Linked DNA regions of Homo sapiens: region 1 is linked to region 2. The links are chromatin contacts, found by Hi-C or POLR2A ChIA-PET in ENCODE. All regions are on one chromosome and are shown on one strand. The core of a region is the stretch at or near the end of the contact, and the rest is flanking DNA. Distances in the headings are between cores, read along the strand shown.

Evidence for each region. Hi-C counts contacts between places; a loop is a spot of excess contacts on that map. ChIA-PET counts read pairs that join two places held with the same protein, here RNA polymerase II (POLR2A). Pooled maps may share reads with other maps.
Region 1: POLR2A ChIA-PET joins it to region 2 with 11 read pairs in WTC11. The contact joins the promoter of POU5F1 here to the promoter of DDR1 in region 2. A Hi-C loop is called at or near these places in 1 of 50 pooled maps. POLR2A ChIA-PET finds 5 or more read pairs at or near these places in 4 of 52 experiments (K562 and WTC11).

Annotation. Positions count from the first base shown.
Region 1 is chr6:31,169,229-31,174,616 of GRCh38, reverse strand. POU5F1 (POU class 5 homeobox 1) reads left to right here and starts at 3,935. Exons shown (of 5, transcript NM_002701.6): 1 at 3,935-4,401. The coding sequence starts at 3,997. It overlaps PSORS1C3 (psoriasis susceptibility 1 candidate 3), which reads left to right. Exons shown (of 3, transcript NR_152839.1): 3 at 584-882. RefSeq lists enhancers at 856-1,713, 2,572-3,429, 3,430-4,287, 4,288-5,145, 5,146-5,388 and 2 more and promoters at 3,616-3,997, 1,394-3,997.
Region 2 is chr6:30,882,326-30,887,783 of GRCh38, reverse strand. It overlaps DDR1 (discoidin domain receptor tyrosine kinase 1), which reads right to left and starts at 3,265. Exons shown (of 18, transcript NM_001297654.2): 1 at 3,074-3,265. RefSeq lists enhancers at 858-1,364, 2,380-2,887, 2,957-3,730.

The DNA of each region.
Region 1 (5,388 bases), core at 2,686-5,185, 290 kb before region 2:
CTATGCCAACTTCTCATTGAACACCACTCCCAGCTTTCCTACCCCCATTTCTCTTCACAGGTGTGCAGAGAAGTCTACATTCCCATGTCAAGTAAGGGGGGTGGGTAGATGGGAGGGCATATGAGAGCGGGGCAGCAATTTTATGTCTGAGTTGGAAGGAAGTTTAGAGTTCATTGAGTCCAAATCCTCTTTACTAGGTGAGGAAACTGAGGCACAGGAGGGGGAGGTGCCATTAGCCAGGGAGTCAGAGCCAGGACTTAGAACCTGGTCCATGCCTCCTAGTTTGTTCCTGACCAATCCTCCCAGCTCACCCACTCCTTTTGCTCTCACCTCTGACTCCCTACAGGCTACAGCTAGAGAGTTGACTCCTCTATTTGAGGTAAGAGTGTCTGGATTTGGGATAAGGTGACCTCAGTTTGCAGGGCTCATGGGGGAGATCAGAGGGTCCTTTGTTGAGAAGAGGGGACTTGGTCCACAGTGAGCAAAGGAATTTGTCTAAATTGCTATTAAGGGAGATCATCTCCCAAGGTGGGCCAAGCCTGAACCCTCAGCCCTCCGTTTCTTCCCTTTCTTTTGCCTTCAGATTGACAGGCCTCGGAAGTCAAAATAAGTGGTTTCCTAGACCGGGTCGAGAGCAAGTCTCTATTGGTCCCAACTGAGTTTTTTCAGCTGGTTTTTCAACCAAACAGCACCTCATCTCCCAGTGAGGGGAAGGGAAGGCTGGGCTGAGAGCAGCAAGGCTGCTCATCTCACCTCTCCCCACCCAGCCATGCCAGCCGCCTCACCTGGTGGGGAGAGGTGGGCCTCACCTGGGTCCCCTGGCAGTGCTCTGTGAAGGGTCTTGACATTGCACTGTAATAATAAAGGTGTGTGTGAAGTATCTTTTTATGGTGACTTTCTAAAACCCAGGGAATCATGGGACCAGTTCTGATGACTCAGCCTGGCTTCCAGTCTCCTCCAGGCCCAACGGTGGCCCCCAGCACTGGTTGGGGCCTGGGAGAGCTGGCCTTGGCTGAAGTGAAGCCACCTACCCTTCAGGCATAACAGGACAGTGAGAAGGAAGGAAAGCCTGCCTCAACCTCCCATCAGCCCTGAGCACCCCAGAAGGGGGCCGGCTAGGAGTCTAGGCATGCAGGAGGCTGACCCCTGACTGGGCTCATATCCAGCCACAAGGCAGCCAGGGATCCAGGCACCCACCCCTTGTCTGCGTCCCTCTCGGGAATGGGCCTCTTGCCCAGGCCAGAAATACACCACCTACAGTACAAATTATAATCTAAAAACAAGAGGGTGGTGTTGAGTGGGGAAATTGGGGAAGGTGTTTTAGGAGCCACTAGGAAAATGGGCAGCAGGGACTCTCTGGACTGGCTTGGGAAGAGCGCTTTTGGGGAACCTGGAGGATGGCAAGCTGAGAAACACTGGTGTGGAGATTCCAGCCAAATCCCAGGCCTGCCCCTCCCCCTCCTCTGAGAGGCCGTCTTCTTGGCAGACAGCAGAGAGATGCATGACAAAGGTGCCGTGATGGTTCTGTCCTGGGGATTGAGATGGCTGGGGAGGGGCCTCCTCCTGTTCCGAAGCATGTTCCTCCCACCCCCACCAGGCCCCATAATCTACCTGCCTTTTGGGCAGTTAAAGGCCGAGAAGTGAACACAGCTGCAACCCCACTGCCTTGTAGACCTTCCGGCAGACCTGTGGCAGGTATTGAAATGCACGCATACAATTAGGCTCAAAAAGTCTACACAGACAGGAGATGGGCACACGAACAGAGGCAACATAAGAGTGGGGGAAAAGTCTCAAAAGACTCACGGATGCCACCAAGATGAAGACAGCTGGCCACGGGACACCCATCCCCTTAGAAGGCAGATAGAGCCACTGACCCCAGCAGACAAGCCCAGGCAGGGCTGAGCCTGGAGCCTGCAATGAGAAGCCTTACTTAAGTCGACAGAGGTCAGCGTGCCCAGTCCAGACCTGGCCTTCTGGCCTTCGAAGCTGTGGGGAGCCCTGGCCCAGAGCCCCCTCTGGAGCCCCCAGACTTACCCCAGGCCCTCCACTGAGATCAAGTTTTGGGAGCAGACAGACAAACATCATCCCTCACAGACAGGCATTCCGTTGGCTATTCTCTTGCAAACAGAATCAAGCACTAGACCAGCAGCATGAGCCTCAGGATACTCAGGCCAGGCCCAGAAAAACAGACCCTGAAGGGGAGCTTAGGGCAGCCTTCCTGCACGCCTCCACAAATCACTCTCCACCTCCTCTGCGTCTTTCTGCCAGCCAGCCCCACTAAACAAAGCACATCCCTCAATCTGCCAGGCTCGGGGAGGGACGCACGATGAAGCTGGACGCCTGAGTCCCCCAGAGGAAGGAGGAACTAGATACCTAGGTCCCTGTGGGGGGCCCTTGGTGCCCGTCTGAGGCTCAGTCTTTGAGGGGATTGCAGAGGGGGGTTGCTGGAGCTCCTTTTAGCGTCTCTGAAGGGGATTCTGTGTGAGGGGATTGGGACTGGGGGGTTGGGGAGCAGGAAGCAGTCCCCAGGGGAGCCATCCAGGCCCATTCAAGGGTTGAGCACTTGTTTAGGGTTAGAGCTGCCCCCTCTGGGGACCGGGATTGTCCAGCCAAGGCCATTGTCCTGCCCCCTTCCCCCAGTCCCTCCCAGGCTTCTTTGAACCTGAAGTCAGATATTTTTTCTCCACACCCCCCACCCCCTGGTTTTCCCCACCCAGGGCCTAGGGCTGGAGGCCTGGGCCAGGGAGGTGGGGGAGGGAGAACGGGGCCTACCGTGGTATTAGATGTCTGAGTTTTGGTTGAGAGGGGAGCAAGGAACCTGATGTGCAGGTTCCATAGTGGAGGGGGCCCAAAGCGGGTGTCTTATCACTCTGTTTCAGCAAAGGTTGGGAAACTGAGGCCCAGTCAGTCCAAAGTCTGGTCCCTTGAAGGGGAAGTAGGGACCAACCCCTTAGTCTGTTAGATGAGGAGAGTCTGGAGTCTGATTCTGGAAGACGGAGGGGTGGGGGGATGGGGGGGTGGGGGGATATAGCACGGAGGCCTTGTCTGGCAGTCTACTCTTGAAGATGGGGTGAAATTTGGCAGGCTGGGCAGATGGTGCCAGGCACCCAGGCTGCGGGGTGGCTGGATTTGGCCAGTATCGGGATGGGAATGCCTAGGATTCTGGATGGATCGGGGGAAGGCATAAGGGAGCAGCTGGCCATTGTGCTTATGGCTGTTGATGCATTGAGGGATAGCGCCACACACACATTCAATAAATTTGAGGAGCTGAGAGGGTGACTGGCCCCTGAAGGCACAGTGCCAGAGGTCTGTGGAGAGGGGGTCAAGCACCTGGGTTCCTGAAGAACATGGAGGTGTGGGAGTGATTCCAGACAGCTGGGATGTGCAGAGCCTGAGAGAGTGCCAGGGAGCGGGTTGGGAGTTGAAAGTTGGGTGTGGTGGCTCACGCCTTTAATCATGACACTGGGCGGCAGAGGCGGGAGGATTTCTTGAGGACAGGAATTCAAGACCAGCCTGGGTAACATAGCAAGGCCCCATCTCTACTAAAAATAAAAAAACTAACAGGGCACAGTGGTCCAAGCCTGTAGTCCCAGCCACTTAGGAGGCTGGAGCAGAAGGATTGCTTTGGCCCAGTAGATCGAGGCTACATTGAGCCATCATTGTACTCCACTGCACTCCAGTCTGGGCAACAAAGTGAGACCCTGTCTTAAAAAATAAAAATAAAAAAAGTTTCTGTGGGGGACCTGCACTGAGGTCCTGGAGGGGCGCCAGTTGTGTCTCCCGGTTTTCCCCTTCCACAGACACCATTGCCACCACCATTAGGCAAACATCCTTCGCCTCAGTTTCTCCCCCCACCTCCCTCTCCTCCACCCATCCAGGGGGCGGGGCCAGAGGTCAAGGCTAGTGGGTGGGACTGGGGAGGGAGAGAGGGGTTGAGTAGTCCCTTCGCAAGCCCTCATTTCACCAGGCCCCCGGCTTGGGGCGCCTTCCTTCCCCATGGCGGGACACCTGGCTTCGGATTTCGCCTTCTCGCCCCCTCCAGGTGGTGGAGGTGATGGGCCAGGGGGGCCGGAGCCGGGCTGGGTTGATCCTCGGACCTGGCTAAGCTTCCAAGGCCCTCCTGGAGGGCCAGGAATCGGGCCGGGGGTTGGGCCAGGCTCTGAGGTGTGGGGGATTCCCCCATGCCCCCCGCCGTATGAGTTCTGTGGGGGGATGGCGTACTGTGGGCCCCAGGTTGGAGTGGGGCTAGTGCCCCAAGGCGGCTTGGAGACCTCTCAGCCTGAGGGCGAAGCAGGAGTCGGGGTGGAGAGCAACTCCGATGGGGCCTCCCCGGAGCCCTGCACCGTCACCCCTGGTGCCGTGAAGCTGGAGAAGGAGAAGCTGGAGCAAAACCCGGAGGAGGCAAGTGAGCTTCGACGGGGTTGGGGTGTGGGGAGGTGGTCATGACAGGGCAGCCTGATGGGGAAGTGGTCACCTGCAGCTGCCCAGACCTGGCACCCAGGAGAGGAGCAGGCAGGGTCAGCTGCCCTGGCCAGGGAGGGGTGTGTATCAACTGCTGGCAGCCCTGGCAGGCAGGGGCCAGGTGGGAAGTGGAAGCTGGATTTCGAAGAGACAACTGCCGGTGAGGGCAGAGCAGCCTGGGAGAGTCGGAAGCTGGCCCAGGCTGGCCTTTGCTCTGGCCCAGCCCTTGTCAGGGTCTCTCACATCTCCTAGGCCTGCCCAGGGTCTGGTCACTCATTACTGGCCCAGCACCAGACCCAGCTTGGGGTTGGTTTGAGCCCCTTTTCCCACCCTTAGTCCTGCTTGAAAATTTGACCCTTATCAGACCCAAGATTTTGGCCTTAGGGTTAAGCATAGCCTGAGGGTAAAAACAGTGCTCATTCCAGGATTATTGTTCCTGAAAGTCTAGGGTGTGACTCGTTTCTGATAGGATCTCCTGTTTGGGCTGTGTGTGTGCGCGTTGTGAGCTGGGTTTACCTCCAGTCAAGTATAGGGCTTGTCTTCCCCGGATCTCTGCCTCAGGCCAATGACTGGCCACTGTGTTAAGGTGCACACCCTGGCACCCCTTGTAGAAAGCTGGATTTTGATTGACTTCAGCCTCAGTTCCAAAGTTGTAAACAAGAAAAATGGTGAGAGATTTCTCCAGGCCATTTGCAAATATAGAGCTGCTGCGGGATTGAAGGCATCCAGCCCTGCTGAGGACTATTAAAGATGTATCTTCCAGTCCTTCAAGGCGACAAGTGTAAGCAATTAGAGATTAAATACTAAGCCTTGAGACCTCACAGAAAGGTGTGACTGGTTTCTGGAGTGACCGAGAAGCCCCAACCTCTTCGCAGGAGGTCACTGCTGAGCCTTGAATGATAATGGCTGGCAATTGTGGTCCACTTC
Region 2 (5,458 bases), core at 2,016-4,515:
TTTAAAAAAAGTGAAAAATAAAAATAAAAAAGAAGATTTCAAAGATGTTTATTATGGTACCTTTTGTAAGACATAAATCTGTAAGATATGTGAATGCCCACAGGGGACAGGCTGGAATTAAAAAAAATAAGGTTTATTGACTACTATGCAGCTATGAAAAGTAACAAAGAGGCAATATATTCCTAACTTTGTGTGATTTCCATGTATATCTGTTGAATATGAAAAGCAAGCAACAGAAGTATAAAAAATATCCCACCTTTTGAAAATAGAATAAACAAGCACCCATGTTTGTATATATACCTGTGTGTACGTCTAGAAGGAGAGAATATATAATAGAATATAACAATAGAATACAATATAACAAGAGTTAACATGAACGGGGCAAAAGAAAAGCAAATTTAAAAAGACAGGTTGATTGTACTATTTTTCTAAATCTTGTAACATAAATGCATTTATGTAAAATCATAAGATATGTAAAAGAATATGAAAATCATTTTGACTTTTAAAAAATAAATATGTCCCAGGAAAGGTTGGGCAATTCCTTGTTGAGGATATGATAGAATTAAACATCAGATAAGCCTGGACCAGCTCACCCTGCTGCCCTCCCACATAGGAGTCCAGAATTCTAAGAGAAGGGCAGAGGGGACCCCAGCACCTTCTAGTCTTACTGTCCCCTATAGCCCTCTAGGCCCAGGGTGGTCCCTGGACCATCAGCAATACCTGGAAGCATGGAAGAAATCAGAATCTCAGGCTCACCCTTGACCTGCTCAATCAAAATCTGCCTTTTAACACAATTCCCAGGTGACCTGTGCCCATTAAAGTTTGAAAATCCCTACTCTGTTCCTCAGGCCCAGGAAGCTTACCCCACATAAAACTATTCTAAATGGCATCTCCTTACAAACCCAAGTAACTACTCTCCCCTCCCCTGCTGCAGGAAAAGCTATCCTAACCTGTACTGGTCTCAGAGCCCTGTACTGAAGTCTCCAGGCCCTGGAGTCCTGAGGGACTCGACTGCCACCTCTTATCAGGTTCAGGGCATCTTGGGCCCAGTTATCCCTGCTCTGCCTTCCTGAGACCCAGACATCCAGTCCCCCCAGTTCCCACTTCCAGAAGGTGGCTGCCTCTGAGGGACTGAGGAAAGGCTGAGTTGCCTTGGAGACGAGGGCGGGTCTAAAGACAAGGAAGGCAGGTCACCCCAGGAGGTAGGAGGAGTGGGGGATACTCCCCCATCCCTTTGTCCTCCTCCAGCTGCTCCCACAATGCACTAGGGCAGGAATGTAAGAGGCAGCTGAGACCCCAGAGCTCTGAAGCAGCAGCTGAGGGGGACGACTGAGTTGTGGGGGGCACTCAGAGGCTAGAACCAGAAGGCATCACGCCTGGTCCCTTAGGGTCCAGCGCCGGGGAGCAGGCTGCCAGAGTCCCAGGAGACTGGCTTGGAATTCCTGGGTGCCGCTCTCCAACCCCACCTCTCTCGGGAACAGCGGGGCTCTTGTTCCCCTAAGTAACCTTCATGCCTATCCCAGATGAGTCATCAGAGCCACACAGAGCCGAGAGGAGCCCGGGGCAGAGATACAAAGGCAGGCAGAGGATACGAGGCAGGCGGAGACAGAGCGAGAGCCACAATGCAAGAGGTAAATAGAGCAGGCTCAGAAACACGGGGCACAGAGCCAAGCAGAGGAACACGGAGAAGCACAGAGACGTCTGGGCTGTCTGTTCTCCAACACCCCCAGTCACCTCATCTCTCTCCACTGGGTCTTCAGTCCACAGTCAGAGACCCAGAGGGCAAGAGAGGACAAGCCCAGAAGACCTTCCCCAATCCCACCCCCTTCCACTCCATTACAACCAAAGACAAACCAGGGGCCAGGCCACCCTGCCTCAAGCCCTTCACGCTCCTCTCCCAACCCCCAAGTCCCACTCAGACAACACCCACACAGCTCTGTACACACACACACGGTGAAACACACAAACTTACTGAACTGGCTGTAAACAGCGAGGCTAAATGTGGCATGCACACACCCACCTCTCAGTGTCCCTGACAACCCTCACAGAGTTTCTGAGACAGAGCAAACACAGAAGCTCATGCATACATCAACCCGTCCACACCTTGGCATTCCTTCAAGTCCAACCCCATCGCTCAGTGAATAGCCACCTTCAGACACCTGTGAACATGAAATGACAGACACCACATGCTCCTGTGACCAAAAGACAGCATGAGACACACACACCCGGGCCCTTGGGCACAGGATCCCCAGAGAACTGGGGCCCAGCCTCTAACACACATGGGTGACCAAGCCAGAGGGACGTCGAGGGGGCAGGGAACAGGTGGGCGCTGGGTGGGAAGAGTGGCAATAAGGACAACAGCCTTTCCCTGCCTTTCCACTCACTCCCCTTTCACCTGTCTCCACCACACCACTCAGTCCTGGACACACCTACAGGCCCTCAGCAACAGCCAGCGAGCTTGGGCGCCTGCCTCTGGCTGCTGGAAGCGCTGGGAAGAAATGTTCAGCCAAGAGCCAGGCATGGGGGGGTGGGACCCTGAAGCTGGCGCTCACCGGCAGTGACATTCTCTCATGCCAGAGCTAATTGACCATCCAGCCGGGAAGAGTGGTGTCACTGGTGGGTTAGAGTGGCAGTCCCTCTTTTTGCTGGACTGTGACCAGACTGACCAACTGGGTGTTGGCTGAGCGGAGGCTTAGCAGTTAGATGCCCGCAGGGACTGGCCAGGTGGAGGGCAGGCGATAGATGAGCTGACTCAGTGGGGCTGCACAGGAGCACCTCCTCCCGGGGCTCAGTTCCTCCGCACTGAGTGAGAGGGGACTTGCCTCAAGGCTGGAGGCTCAAAACTCTTTCTGGGAGGTCACGGGCTTCACCTCCACCCAGTCCCCGCCCCCGGTTTTCAGACGGTATGCCAGAGCATCGGGGAGGCGGGCAGGGAGGCTTAGAAGAGCTGGACGACCAAGCATGGCTCGGGACGTCCTGCCTCCCCCGCCCCTCGCCCTGCAGGCGCCGCCGCGCGCCCCCACCCCAAGAGCCCCAGGCCTCCGCCCGCGGGTTCCGCCGCCGCTCTCCCTACCTCTCATCGCTCTTCCCGGCAGACCCAGGCGTCCGACCCGGGAGCGGGGCCTCTTCGGCGGCGGGGCGAGGGGCGGGGGAGGCGGAGGGAGCCAGGAGCCGGGAGCCGGGAGCGGGAGGCGCCGGCGGGGCTCGGGTGTCGGGAGGCGGCTCCCGAGAGCAGCTGTCGGGGGCCTGTTCCGGGGAGAGGAGCCAGGGCTGGGGCGGCTCGGGCCCAGGCGCCGCCTCCCCCTCGCCTCGGCTCCCTCCCTTCCTCCTCCCGCTCCTCGCTCCCCTCCCTCCCCTCGGCCTTCTCGCCGCGCGTTCGGGCTCGCAGCCCTCCCTTCCCCCTCCCGGACCCAGTAGTCCCAGTGGCTCCCACGCCCGGCGCCGAGCTCCAGGCCCCGCGCCCGCCACGCCCACCCCGCGCGCTAGCGCCCGGCCCGGCCTCCCCCAGGTAACCCGCCCGCCAAGCCCGCCTGGGCGCTCCCAGGCCGCCCAGCCGCCCGCGCCGCTGCCTCCGGCCGGCTCCGCGCCCAGCCCCCTCCACCCACTCGCAGCCCACCCCCGCTTCCCCAAACGAGAACCTCCAAAGCTGGCGCCCCAGGGGGCTGGCTGCAGTCCCGCTCAGGGCCCACGAGGGGAAGACGCCCCTCCTACTTCTGGGATCGGTTCCTGGTGGGAGAGGCAAAGGGGAGCAGCCCCAGGGCACAGAGGAAGAAGCAGGTTCCCACAGGCTCGGCCCAGCCCAGCTGCGGGAGTTAGCCCAGAGAAGGGAGCAGAGCTCAGGTCTCAGGGCTCACCTGTCCAGCCAGGCCCCAGACTGCTCTTCTCCCTCCACCAACCTTTGCTCCTCTCTCGCAGCCTGTGCGCTCCCGCCCCTACGACCCAACCTGGAAGGCCCCAGACCCTGAAGGCGGGCCCACTCTCTTCTCCTTCTCCTCTCAGTTCCTCTCTCTGAAGGGCGTTCTAAGGGACCCGGGGGTCCAGACGCCCAGGCCCTGATTCCCCTGGGCTCCCAACGGAGTGGAGTGGGAGGGGGACTCAGGAGTCCTCAGGGCAAGCCTCCCTCAGGCCCAGCCAGCTCTGGCCGTAGTGGGCCAGAGGGTCTGATCACTGGCCAGAAGAGGCCAAAAATGAGGCCAGGACAAAGTTGAGTGGTCGGGAGGAGGAAGAAGAGGAGCAGGAGAAGGATGGAGGCACACTGAAAATCACACACAGTCAAAAGGAAGGGGACCAAGAGACCCAGGGAAGATGAAACAGTGAGACTGAGTAGGCAAAGCAACTGAGAGAGCTACTGGGCAGAGGATGGAGCGGGACAGAACAGCTTGTGGTGGGAGGTGCTTTTTCCCCACTCAGCACTACCTCAGCCCCTCACCTCTCTCCACACCCCCACACCTGCTCACCACCTAGACAATGTCACGGTCACAGGAAGTTCTCGCTCCACTGCACATCTCCGCCCCAGGAACCTCACAGTAGATAAAAACATACCCTGCTTGCAGTCCCAGACAACAATCCCAAGAAAGAAACACGAAGTCCCAACCAGACAAGTACACAAAAGCACTACCAGGAAGAAGCTGGCCCTTGGGAAAGGCCGAGGCACACATGGGCACTAGTTCAGAAGCCCAAGGACGTTCCAACGGCTGAGGGACCTGCTAACAGACAGCCCCAGGGTCACTCGAAGAGCAGCTTCTTCCCGCCTTCCTGTCCCACCAAGCCCCCAGGGATTCATTCCCCCAGAACACCTACCCCTCCAGAGAACAGCAGCTGGGGAATCTAGGCCCAGGAGACGCTGGACTGGGGGTGGGGCCAGCCTGGGGGTGGGGCCAAGGCTTCCCAAGTCACCTCACCTGGCAGCCCACAGCCCCTCCTTCCAGGAGCTGTGCTCTGGGAAAGCCCCAACAGGCCTGCCAGGCAAGCTACAGCCCGTCATACCCTGGTGGGACATTCCACACCCCAGGCCCACGCTGACCCCAGCTAAGTGGCATGGCAGTGCCAGACAGAGGGGTCCACTGGGGAGAGCAGAAGGAGCTAGAGAGTCCTGAAACCTTTGTCCCCTCTTCTCACTGCCTCAGGAGAAATTCCTAGTGGTGATGCCCACCTCGCCCCAGCTCTAGGCTGGAGGAGTGGGAGGGATGCAAGGCTGGGGCCCAGTGGAGTCAAGTGACAACGGAAAGGGAGCTGGAGCCAGCTGGAATGCGGGACTCGGAGCCGAGATTCCCAGGGGCCTGAGAGGGAAATCCCAGCCATCCTGGGGCCCAGAGAGCAGCACCAAAGACCAAGAGGGCCTGATTACCCATCCGTGGTCCCCAGAGCCCATTCCACATCTCCTGCATCACTCCGAACCCCAGAGGCCCCCTGTGTCCCTGAGAACCCCCAAATGACCCTCTACCATCCCCTCCCATCC